2 separate regions of the Homo sapiens genome follow, and region 1 is linked to region 2. The links are chromatin contacts, found by Hi-C or POLR2A ChIA-PET in ENCODE. All regions are on one chromosome and are shown on one strand. Each heading gives the region's core, a stretch centred on a gene start or an enhancer-like site at or near the end of the contact. The rest is flanking DNA. Distances are from core to core; before and after follow the strand shown. Region 1 overlaps LINC01355 (long intergenic non-protein coding RNA 1355). Region 2 overlaps LUZP1 (leucine zipper protein 1).

What was found. A loop is a pair of places that touch in the nucleus more often than their neighbours do. ChIA-PET counts read pairs that join two places held with the same protein, here RNA polymerase II (POLR2A). Pooled maps may share reads with other maps.
Region 1: a loop to region 2 is called in a map with no recorded cell type, with 2.2 times the contacts of the local background. The contact joins two enhancer-like sites. A Hi-C loop is called at or near these places in 11 of 168 maps with a recorded cell type or tissue (GM12878, HCT116, HepG2 and 7 more), 6 of 37 single-sample maps with no recorded cell type and 4 of 50 pooled maps. POLR2A ChIA-PET finds 5 or more read pairs at or near these places in 3 of 52 experiments (A549, BJ and MCF 10A).

What each region holds. Positions count from the first base shown.
Region 1 is chr1:23,276,379-23,282,531 of GRCh38, reverse strand. LINC01355 (long intergenic non-protein coding RNA 1355) reads left to right here. Exons shown (of 2, transcript NR_110616.1): 2 at 1-1,223. Among named protein-coding and RNA genes, the nearest start is that of LINC01355, 6.1 kb to the left of the region's middle. Within about 2 kb of position 4,736, at least 2 of the 41 ENCODE cell types and tissues checked have a DNase peak (open chromatin) inside an H3K27ac peak, as active enhancers do.
Region 2 is chr1:23,117,330-23,124,196 of GRCh38, reverse strand. All of the region lies in intron 1 of LUZP1 (leucine zipper protein 1), which reads left to right. Among named protein-coding and RNA genes, the nearest start is that of LUZP1, 48 kb to the left of the region's middle. Within about 2 kb of position 5,181, at least 3 of the 41 ENCODE cell types and tissues checked have a DNase peak (open chromatin) inside an H3K27ac peak, as active enhancers do.

The DNA.
Region 1 (6,153 bases), core at 3,487-5,986, 160 kb before region 2:
TACTCTTATTTGCAGCAAATATGAGTAAAATTATAGGTTTTTAAAGGTCTCTAATAACATCCACTTATATTGGTTTTGTAGATAATCCATAAATTACCAGAAATAAATTATTCCACATTTATTACACACCCATGTAATAGATGTCGTGCCAGGCCCTGGAATATACTAATGGCATCACCTCATGTGGTAAAAAGACACATTCCGCCATCCTGGAGTATACAAAGGTAGACTAGCATATAGTTCATGTGCTCAAGGAGTTCATTTTTATTGACATGATACAGATAGAATTGTAGTTTAGGGAATCAAAATCTAATAAAATGAGGCTAATTCCATTTTCCCATTAACACTAATAACTAGTGTGTAAATCTGAATATGACACATTCTATATGAAAGAAGCTCTGTGTGCATCTACACTAAATACTCGTGTGTGCCAGGTACTGTTTTAAACTACGTATATTTTTTTAATTCTCATAACTGTTCTCTGAGGTATGTACTAATACTAAAGCTTATTGTTAAAGGAAGGCAGAAAAATTAAGTAACTTGGCCTAAGTTTGCATAACTGTGATCTGGGATCAATATTTGAACCCATACAGGCTGATTGCAGAGCCTGCACTCTTAATTTGAGTGTGATATTTATGTGCAGTACCTGGCTATAAGTACCCACAAAACGTTTCAAATTCTTTATAAAATTTGCTTAGTTAAAAAAGTACCAATTGCATAATATGGTTATAAGTCTGGTAGAAGTTAGGCTTTTTACAAGACATGCTGCTTACTGCACCAAGGAGGCAAGAAGGCTTTTTAGAGAGCCCAGAATTTCCTTTCCTCAACTCCTGCTTCCAAGACAGTCATTTTGCATGATAACCGTTTCCCCAAAAAACACAGACACAAAATTTAAAGAACTGGAACAGAGGAAGCAGAGCTTATCATAGTATATATGTTTAGTACCCTGTCACTTAGGTCCACCCCTCTTTCTTTGTGGATTGTGGACATTTTGTTTAACTGCTAAATCATGAGAATATATGACTGCTGAGACTTTTCCAAGGATTTTTTAAAAAACACATTAGGCTTTGTGCAGAAGTAAAGAAAAAGTGCTGTGAGAACCCCAGGTAGGTAATTTACTTTCTATTGTACTCATAGTTTGTTTGAAACCTCTTCACCTCTATCCCTTATTGTTTTATACTCTGTAAATCTGATTTTACCTTTAATAAACTTTTCTGAAGTGAGTGAGTTTTTTTTGTCTTATTTCCCATTAGATTCTCTACCTTCTTTGTTCACTTTACGTATGTTATTGCCACTCCCTTCAAAACTGGTGGTTTAATTAAAGTGACAGCATCTTCTATATACCCAGTACTGTTGAGGATTAAAAAATACATGTGTGCCGGATGTGGTGGCACACACCTATAATCCTAGCACTTTGGGAGGCCTCAGGCAGGAGGATTGCTTGAGCTAAGGAGTTCGAGACCAGCCTGGTCAACGTGGCAAAACCCCATCTCTACTAAAAAGACAGAAAGTTAACTGGGCCTGATGTTGTGCACCTCTCACCCCAGCTACTTGGGAGGCTGAGAGGTGGGAGGGTCACTTGATCCTGGGAGGTCAACGCTGCAGTGAGCTGAGAACAAGCCACTGCACTCCAGCCTGGGCGACAAAGCGAGACCCTGTCTCAATAGAAAAAAGAAAAAGTGCCAAGGCTTTGCTCCTAGTTCGGTGCAGGTTCCAACCAGTACTAAAACTTTGCAAATTTTTGAGGGAAAAACCAGAAGTTGTAGAATCAATATGAGCATTTAATTGTATAGCAAGCAATTGTGGCAGAAAAAATTCACCCTAGTGAAATCAAGTTAACTATTCTGTGAATGAGATTAACCAGAGGAACAATTTTGACCATGTATCTTTTAAATCACTGTTTCTCAAACTTCAGTGTGTATGGGAATCACCAGGGATCTTGTTAAAATGCAGATTTTGATTTAGTAGGTCTGGGGTCAACCTGGAGAATTTGAATTTATTTTCTCTTTTTTTAAAAGTAGTTTGAAATATATTTCACATACCATAAAATTCACTCTTTAAAACTGTCCAATTAACTGTTTTTTAGCATGTAGAGTTGTTCCACTATCACCATTCTAATTTCAGGACATTTTCACCGTGCTGAAAAAGAAACCTTGTACCTATCACTCCCCATCCCCCTCTCCCTTCCACCCTTTTCCCCTCCACCAGCATCTGGCAACTGTTAATCCACTTTCTGCCTTAATTTATATCTTCTGGACATTTCATAACGTTTTATAGACTTCTGTACCTGGCGTCTTTCACTTAGTGTTCAAGGTTCATCGATGTTGTAGCATGTATCAGTACTTCATTCCTTTTTGTGGCTGAATAATACTCCATTGTATGGCTATAGCACGTTTTCTGTGTCCCTGCATCAGTTTCCATTTTTTGGCTATTATGAATAATACAGCTATGAACATTTATGTACAAGATTTTGTGTGAAAGTATGTTTTCATTTCTGTTGGGAATATACCTAGGAGTGGAATTATTGGGTCATATGGTAACTAACATTTTAAAGAACCGGGAAACTATTTTCTAAGGTGGCTGGACCATTTGAGAGTGCATTCCTGACAAGCATCCAGGTGATACTGAATAGCAGGCTCTAGATTACATTTTGACATCTATCAAGAAAACAGGAACATGAACTTTAACTGAGTTCAGCTGCCAAAATCTGGCCAGCAGCAAAGAAGGTGGGGTGGTTTTGGTTTTCATAGGGCCTTGGTACCTCCGATTTTCTACCATTAGTCTTAATGTACCTGGGCTTATTGTTCTAGCCTTCGAACTCTTCATGTAAATTGATATATCTGCTATCTAAAAAAGAAAGAATATTCATTTTTAGTTGAAAGAGGCATTTCTAAGATGAGAATGGCCATACTGTCAGTGTGGTAACACTGTTTTTGATAGTGTCCTGAAAGCATGTTGATCCTTTCTAGGTGCCATCAGAGAAGGAAGGGTATGCTGGTGGAGCATGCACACAAATGATTTAATACATTGTAGTGCATGTTGGGATAGAGCAAAGGAGGGCAGATTCAAGGAAGACTTCCAGGAGACGAGTCCTGAACTCAATCTCTTAATTCATTCAACTAAGATTTAATGTAGGAGATCTAGATTCTGTGGGGGTTCAGATGAGGTAGGGATTACTTCTGTTTTATATGAGGTAGGATGACAATGGGGGTAGGTGGTAGTAGAAATTAGAATATTTCTTTGGGATGATACTTGAAGTAAGCCAGGATTTTAGATACAGAGGTATATGAGAAGGGTGTGTTCTAAGATGATAAAGCAGAAGGAACTAAAATACAGAAGTCAAATGGCACGACGTATACCAGCTGTATTTACTGAAATATGCCTAGAGGTGCTGTGTTAAGCCTCAGGTACACAAAAACATAAAACATGACCCTGCCTTCATAATTAGAACTCAAGTGAGATGTTTGAAGTGTAATACAATGTGATTTGTATGAAAAATCACATTGTGTGTGTGGTAGGAGGTATAGATTAGTTTTTAAGAAGGCGTAATTTTCTTGACTGGTGGTTGGTTCTGTTTGGTTTGACTCATGGGTGCCTGAAATAAAAGGAGTAGGAAATACAGATGTAAAGGTAAGTTGGGCTGTTATTTACTGTTGTTTACTTTGGCAGAAATGGTCTAAAAAACTAAGCATGTGACGAGTAATGAGAGGGGAGCAGCAGGAGTCTGAGTTTGGGTTCCTTTTCTTCCATTAGTTCCTGTGTGACTCTCCCTTGTGATCATTGATCTTTACTGGAGGTACAGAGTACCTGGTCTGGTCCTCAGTTTTAAGAAAATGAATTACCTAGTATACTCCAAGGCCCAACTTCTGTACCCCATAGTTGGAAATTGTCAGCTTTCCTACAAAGATTGATTTATGAGCTGCTCTTTAAAGCAACTTCTTATAACATTTTCAACCTTTTGACTGTTCACAATTAAGAGTCCTTCAATCTTTTCCCATCCCAATAGATGAAATGGCAAGACAAAATTTCCATGAGTTATATTGGACAGGTTTCTATGCATTACCTGTTGTTGCATAACAAATTACCCCCCTAAAACTTAGCAGCTTAAAACAAACATTTATTATCCTCTACAATTACTCTGGGTGAAGAATCCAAGAGTCACTTAGCTGAGTGATTCTGACTCTTAAGAGGTTGCAGGCTGGGTGCGGTGGCTAACACCTGTAATCCCAGCACTTTGGGAGGCCAAGGTAGGAGAATCGCTTGAGCTCAGGAGTTCAAGACCAGCCTGGGCAACAATAGTGAGACCTCGTCTCTACAAAAAAATTTAAAAATTAGCCAGGCATGGTGGCACACACTTGTAGTCCCAGCTGCTCGGGAGGCTGAGGTGGGAGGACTGCTTGAGCCCAGCAGATCGACAGGTTGAGGCTTCAGTGAGCTGTGGTTGTGCCACTGCATTCCAGCCTGGGTGACAGAGGAAGACCATGTCTTTTTTTTTTTTTTTTTAAAAAGTAATCTGAAGGCTTGACTAGGGTTGCAGGATTTGCTTTCAAGGTGGCTCACGTGCATGACTACACCTCACTTCCTAGGCAAGTGGACTTCTGCATATACTGAATATTCTCATGTAGCTGGCTTCCCCCACAAAGTGAATAGGAAGACTCCATTTCCACAGTATCTCATTGACCACACAGGTCAACCCTCTTCAGTATGGGAGGAGACTACCCAGGGCTAGAATACCATGAAGTGAGAATCATCAGGGCCACCTTGGAGGCTGGCTGCCAAAACTTAGGATGAATTTGAGGCTACTTTCCTATTAAGTGTATAAAGCTGACCTTTGACATGCAAACTTAGTAATACCTATTTATGATTCCTGATACACTTTAATACTCTATAGTGATTTCTTCAGAAGCATTTTGACCTAAATGTAAATATATCATTCACTATGCATACATTTTTCTAAAAGGGAGTTTAATATCTACACCAGGATGAATTGTAGTATGTTTTAACATATGTAAGGTGCTCAGTACTTGCTCAACTAAAGCCAGGTGTGGTCATGCACACCAGTGGCACTTGGAAGCTGAGGCAGAAGGATTGCTTGAGCCTGGGAGCTTGAGGCTGTAGTGTGCAATGTTCATGCCTCTGAATAGCCATTGCCCTTCAGCCTGAGCAACATAGTGAGACTGTTTTTTTTTTTTTTTTGAGATGGAGTCTCGCTTTGTTGTCCAGGCTGGAGTGCAGTGGCGCGATCTTGGCTCACTGCAACCTCCGTCTCCCAGGTTCAAGCAATTCTCATGCCTCAGCCTCCTGAGTAGCTGGGACCACAGGCATGCACCACCACGACCAGCTAATTTTTGTATTTTTAGTAGAGACAGGGTTTCACCATGTTGGCCAGGCTGGTCTCAAACTCCTGACCTCAGGTGATCTGCCCACCTCGGCCTCCCAAAGTGCTGGATTACAGGCGTGAGCCACCGTACCCAGCCAATAATGCATTTTTTAAAAGATATTTTTGTTCCAATATTAATAAATAAAAATGTTTATGAACTTAAAAGAGAAGTAAGAGGTGAAATCAGAAAGGTAGTGAAATCAGGTCTGTAGGACCTTAAAACCTGCTGCGAGGATTTTTGAGACAAATGGGAAGGCAGTGGAGGATTTTGAGCTAAAATATTACTTTTTCACTTCACTGTAGCCACAGTGGCTTCCTTACTGCTCCTTGAAACTCTGGGCAACTTCTACCCCAGGGTCTCTGCACTGGCTGTTCCCTCTGCCTGGAGAGCCTTTAGGCAGAGTATCTGCACAGCTCACTCCCTCACCTCCAAGCCTATACTCAAAGGCCTTCTCCACAAGAAGGCCCTATTTGAGATTGCAGCCCAGCCCGACCTCCCTTGCCCTTGCACTTATCATCATCTGCTCTGCTGCTTCTCCAGCACTTATCATTTTTTATCCTACAGTATATAATTTACTTATTAATTACATTTATTGTTGTCTCTCTCTCTCTGCTAGATATAAACTCCACAAGTGCAGGGATCAACACCTAGAGTGTATCTGGTACATAGAAGTTTCCCACACACTTGCTAAAAGAATGACTTAAAGGAATAAGTTTTGGTTATATGGAAAATTAAATTTACTAACTTTTTCTCATCATGCATAAATGGTTAT
Region 2 (6,867 bases), core at 3,932-6,431:
ATCTTGGAAGGTTCTAATGCTGTTTGATGAAGGGCTGCAGCTTTCCATTTGCTCTTGCTCACAGCATGATTCTGCATTGAAACTTTACCATGGTGTGTACCTTGGGTGGTCTTAGGGCAAAAATTTTTTTTTTCAGGAGGAATTTTTCTGAGAGTGTAGATTATATAGATAAGCCAATTTTTGTTTTCTTTTTCTTCAGTGCTCTAAGACATCTGAATGTTTTTGTTTTTTTAAAGAGAGATGGTGAAAGGTTAAAAATAAGAATGAGAAAAGACTACTTTGAAAGTTGGATCTTTAGAAAGTACATTAATGAGTATCCCAAGTGACTACTCTTGGGAATAATCAAGAATAGCAAATGTCTTAGGTCTATATAGGGTGGCTTAGCATTGTGGCATTTTCCTGGTGCTGTTGCAAAGCACAGAGATGTTCAAAGTCTATGGTTAATTTTTGACCTTGGAAAGGAAATGCTGGCTTACCTCAGGGCCTGAGAGCAGGGAGAGCTACTGAGGACAGGGTTTTCTAGCTTCCTTGGAATTTCCACTTCCTAGTAGTAGGATTTGAGTCCTTCTCTCAGCTCTGTATGACCAGAAAGTCTGCAATTCAATCTTGATTTATTTGGCTTAAATGATGGGAGTTTGTTTAACCCTGAAAAATGTCACTTCAACCTTGAGATAGCCTAATGATGCTTTTTTTTTTTTTTTTTTGGAGACAAAGTCTCACTCTGTTGCCCAGGCTGGAGTGCAGTGGTGTGATCTTGGCCCACTGCAACCTCCGCCTCCCGGGTTCAAGTGATTCTTCTGCCTCAGCCTCCTGAGTAGCTGGGACTACAGGCATGCACCACCACGCCTGGTTAATTTTTGTATTTTTAGTAGAGACGGGGTTTCACTGTGTTGGTCAGGCTGATCTCGAACTCCTGACCTCGGGATCCCCCCGCCTCGGCCTCCCAAAGTGCTGGGATTACAGGGGTGAGCCACCGCGCCCGGCCAGCCTAATGATTCTTATAGGATACTAAAGCTATTTGGACATGAGTCTGTCTCTAGAACACGCTTGATGGCTTTGTTCTAAAGTGATAAAGTATAGTCTAGCTCTATACTAGACACCATTTGTCCTTATGCTGTATTCTTCTAGGTAGGTGAGGCTCCTTCTATTCCTGCCTGAATGAAAAGCATTTAGCTGACTTCCCGAGCATGCTGCATCTTGTCCTTCAGTTTTTCTTTGTTTTTCATTATTCTTTGCTGAAGCTCAGCATGTCTTCCAGTTGTGGTTCTACACAAGGCAGGAGCCATAGAAGTTCTGCACGATTGCTTATTAGAAAAGAAACGTTAAAAGCATGAGTTAGGAAAGGAGTTTAGGTCTTTTACTGTGTTCATAGCATTAGGATGAAGAGTTGGGAAGATGGGGGAGGTGTGGAGACTTGGATCCAATAAGACTAAGAAGGATTTGAGGAAATGGAACTTTGGGTTGCTGGCAGGGCAGAAATACTTGAAGAACACTCCCGTTTTAATAAGTTATTTTTAGTTTGCAGAAAAAGAGTAGTTTCTTCAGTGTCCTGGAATCTTGTAGTTGTGTTTGTAACCTAAACTAATCGGCTTAGCCTGTGCCAGAAAAGTGTCAGGTGGCATGCTCATTTCCTTCTAACTTTTAGTACTGCCTGGCTTAACTGCTGTAGTTCTGTGACTAGGCTTCAGGGCGTTGGTAATGGGGACTAACTGGGGGAAGGGGCAAGCTGCTGCTGGTTGCATGCTGCTGGTCTGAGCAGAGAGAACCCTCGTGCTAAGTCACTGCCCTAATGCATTCACTCTGGCTGTACATATAATGTGGTGCTTGAATCCAGAGTGTTCACTTGTGGTACCCTAAGTATGACTTTGAGTGGAACTACCTTAGAATCTTATTTTTCCAATTAACTTGACAGTCTCTAGTCATTTCTTTTGGCTCTTGTCCTGGATATTTTATTCTGCCTTAAGTGGTTTTTAATGGATTTTAAGCTCTCAGTTATCATTCATTCAGCACAACTTTATTGAGTGCCCACTCAAATGTATGCCTGGCACCATTGTAGGTGTTAAGTGTCTTTTGGTGTTTCTTTATTAGAAACTGTTGATTTTATAAATGTTACTCAGTTGAAGAATGTCAATTACTTAAAGTCTTTTTAAAATTAATTAATTAATTAATTAATTTATTTATTTTTAAGACAGACTCTTGCTCTGTCACCCAGGCTGGAGTGCAGTGGTATGATCTCAGCTCACTGCAACCTTTGCCTCCTGGGTTCAAGCAATTCTCCTGCCTCAGCCTCCTGAGTAACTGAGATTACAGGCGTGCGCCACCACACCCAGTTAATTTTTGTATTTTTAGTAGAGGGGGGGTTTCACCATGTTGGCCAGGCTGGTCTCAAACTCCTGACCTCAGGTGATCCACCTGCCTTGGCCTCCCAAAGTGCTGAGATTACAGGCGTGAGCCACCATGCCCAGACTACTTTTTAATGTTTGAGGCAGGGTCTTGCTCTGTCATCTGGAGTGCAGTGACTTGATCTCGGCTCACTGCAGCCTTGACCTCTGGGGCTTAAGCTATCCTCCCACTTCAGCCTCCCAAGTAGCTGGGACCACAGGTGTGTGCCACTACGCCTGACTAATTTTGTTTTATTTTTTATAGAGACAAGGTCTTACTATGTTGCCCAGGCTAGTCTTGAACTCCTGGCCTCAAGTGATCCTTCTGTCTTGGTCTCCCAAGTGCTGGGATTACAGGCATGAACCACTGTGCCTAGCCTATGTATTTTAATTTTTAAATTTGGATAAGACTTTATATAAATTTCTAGGCCAGAAAAACCAATTTTGGTTTGGGTACTATATGGTCATTGTACAGGAACAGATGTAAATTAACTAGAAGATGTGATCTCTGCTCTTGAGGCATTTAGAATGGTATGGAGAAAACAATAGGCAGTACAAATTATTGAAGAAGTACAAAAACTATTACAGACTAAATTAGCTGTATATAACTACCTACCTAAGTGCCAAGGGGCTGTTTGGTCAGTAGGGTTTACAGCTCCCCATTGGAGCAGGTTTTCCCCTTATTTTTTTAGCTTTGTTTATAAAGATATAAGCCAGCAGCTTATAAATGTGGTTGTTTGTAATCTTGGGGATTTTTCTCCCTGGGCTGGTCTTATTTTTTGCTTAAGACATAATAAAATACTCTGGGTAACTGATTTTTATGGAGACGAGAAAAACTTAAGAGGTAGTCAGCTCAGTAAAGCAATAGCAGATAGTGGTCTGATCCACCTCGTTTGTAGAGGCCAGGGGAGTGGAGATGGTGGTGTTCTTGTTTCTGCCTCTTTTGGGCACTGAAGCAAGAGAGGCTAAATATGAAAGCCCTCCTTTAGTTGATATCAGCTTGCCTTAGGTTAGCAAAGTATTTAAAATATGAGCCTCAATTTCTTCAACATATAAAATGAATTTGATAATATCCTTATGGGGTCATTATTAAGGATTGAGAGTATGGATGTGAAAGTGCTTTGAACTATGAAATAATGTATAAGCATTAGGTATTATTGTCAGGCGTAGTGGCTCATGCCTGTAATCCTAGCACTTTGGGAGGTCGAGAGAAGAGGATCGTTTGAGGCCAGGAGTTCAAGACCAGCCTGGGCAACATAGCAAGACCCTGTCTCTACAAAAAAATAAAAATAAAAAAAATTAGCTGGGCATTTTGGTGCACAGATACTTGGGAGGCTGAGGTGGGAGGGTCTCTTGAGCCCAGGAGCTTAAGGCTGCATTAAGCCATGATTGCACCATTGCACTCCTGCCTGGGTGACAGAGAGACCTGTCTCCATATATATATGTTTATTTATTTATTAGGAGGTATATTATTTAGAGCGTAGGAGGCATGCACTTCTGAGGCCCTTGTCAGGATATCTTCTAGGGATCCTGAATTTCAGATGATTCTGGGCATTCAATAATTGGACTTCCTAGGCTGGTGCCGTGTCTCATGTCTATAATTCCAGCATTTTGGGAGGCTGAGGTGGGTGAATTGCTCGAGCTCTGGAGTTTGAGACCAGCCTGGGCAACATGGTGAAACCCCATCTCTACAAAACTTACAAAACTTAGCTTGTTGTGGTGACACATCCCTGTAGTCCCAGCTACTCTGGGAGCTGAGCGGGGAGGATTTGCTTGAGTCCAGGGGGTTGAGACTGCAGGAAGCCACGATTGCTCCACCGCACTCCAGCTTCGGTGACAGAGCACGACTCTGTCTTTAAAAAAAAAAAAAACTACCAACAAAAAACAAAACCTGGACTTGAGCTGGTGATAATAAGAAAAATACTTTTATTTAATGTTATTTGAAAGGGTTGTACATGAGGGAGATGAATTATTCTTTCTTATAAGTTTATATAAGTCCATTTATACATAAGAGTCTTCGTAAGTATAGGCACTTATAATTTTCAGTAGTTTGGCCATTGAACATTTACTGAACTGTTACTGTGTGCCACGTTCTATGCACATGCTTGGATTCAGAGATGAAATACATAATTCTGGCCTTTCAGGAGCTCGGGGTTTGGTACAGGAGAGTAACAAGTAGACAATTATAATACAGAATGATAAGTGCTATACTAGAGATAAACCTAGGGTTTTTCAGAAGGGCTTATTCTTACTTGATTCCTCTCAACATCCTCTCCAGACTTTGTTTAAAAGTTGTAAGAGATATCTTAATGAGGCCTGGAGAAATGAAGCAGTTTGCCTAAGGTCACACCCATAGCTTGTTATTTTTAAAGCTAAAACTAAGATCTGAGTTGTCATACTTGCTTTCACTTTCAGTTATGTCCTAGCTAATCAGGAGGCTGAGGCAGGAGGATTGCTCGAGCCCAGGAGTTCGAGGTTATAGTGAGCTGTGATTGTGCCACTTCACCGTAGCCTGGGCAACAGAGTGATACCCTGTCTCAAAAAAAAAAAAAAAAAAAAAAAAAGAGCTAGTCACATCAGGTCGTTAAAAAAAATGTTGACTGTTTATTTCACACTGTACCAGGCCAATGGCAGTACAAAAGAATAAGGTGGTCTATAATTATGGTGTAGTAGGGATAGTAAGTATAAAAAAATGAGAAATTAGCATCAAGTCAATTCAACTAATACTTTTGTGAAGCTCCACGTTAATTGCTACGGGGAATATAAAACAACATAGGACAACCTACCTGTGGCTTTTTCTTTAGGAGATGGTGTCAGATAAACCTGTAATGCAAAGTAGACTAAGAAAATTGCTCAAGTAGAGATACAGACAAAGTGCATTGGGAACATAGGCCCAAGAATCTTAGAATATTAGAACCAAAAGGACAGGTAGAGGTGATCAGTTCTAGTGGTCTTTAGTTACCATTTTGGAGACATGGAGCCCATTTGGTTAGAGAAATTTGAGGAACCTTGCAAAAATCAGGGAATCAAGTGAAATTAGGATGACAATATAAAATTTTCAGCTGCCAGGAAGAAGAGGACTTGAACTGGAAATAGGCAGCCTTGGATCACAGAAATAGAGTATTGTAGAACTGAGGCCTTTTTAAAGTAAAACCTAACACCTAAACTGGCCAAAGGTAGACCCACTGTACCTATGACAATAACCATGTTTTATTGTGTACAAAGTACTTTCACATACATTCTTCTGTTTGGTCCTTATAATCTTGTAGTCAAGACACATTGTCATTTCTGTGTTACAAATGAGGAAACTATTCTAGTAAGTTGGAGAGACAAGAGTAGAACTCAGGATTCTACTGCCCATTGTACTACCTGGTGTGTGAATGTGAGTGAGTTTTAATTTTAATTTTAATTTTTTTTTGAGATGGAGTCTTGCTCTCTTGCCCAGGCTGAAGTGCAGTGGTGTGATCTCAGTTCACTGAAACCTCCGCCTCCCGGGTTCAAGCAATTCTCGTTGCCTCAGCCTCCTGAGTAGCTGGGACTACAGATGTGTGCCACCATGCCTAGCTAATTTTTGTGTTTAGAGATGGGGTTGCACCATGTTGATCAGGCTGGTCTCGAACTCCTGACCTCAAGTGATCCACCCACTTTGGCCTCCCACAGTGCTGGGATTACAGGCGCAAGCCACCATGACTGTTTGTTTTTATTTATTATTTATTATTATTTTTTGAGATGGAGTCTCGCTCTGTCGCCCAGGGTGGAGTGCAGTGGCGCAATCTCAGCTCGTTGCAGCCTCCACCTCCCGGGTTCAAGCAAGTCTCCTGCCTCAGCCTCCTGATTAGCTGGGACTACAGGCGTACGCCACCACGCCTGGCTAATTTTTGTATTTTTAGTAGAGACAGGGTTTCACCATGTTTGCCAGGTTGGTCTCGAACTCCTGACTTCGTGATCTGCCCGCCTCGGCCTCCCAAAGCGCTGGGATTACAGCCGTGAGCCACTGTGCCCAGCCTCCTGTTTGTTTTTAATAATGTAGACTTTGACGTGAGACATGTTGGCAAGTGTGACTTAGTAAAAGAAGGAGATAGACATAGTTATAGCTACAAGAAGGAACTTAGGGCTTAGGGGTGGGAGGCAGAACTGGCACAGAGCCTGATTATTCTGACTTGGGCATCTTCCTTGCCCTTTTGGATGCTGCCTTATTATACCTCTGGCCCCACCCATCCACCTCTCTTAGTACTTATTTAAAATTATTTCTGCTGTAACTGGGCAAGTTACTTTCTCAAGGTGTTCCCCCCCCCCGCCCCCCCCCCCAGGGCTTCCTGATTGTGGGGGGGGGGGGGGGAGAGAGAGAGAGAGAGAGAGAGGAAAAAAAAAAAGAATGTGTACAGTGATGAAAAGAAAATTGAATTAATATGTGTAGGGTATATTTTCGTTCAGGCATTATGTGCTTAGGCATTTAATGTATATTTTTATATAATCCTTACAACAG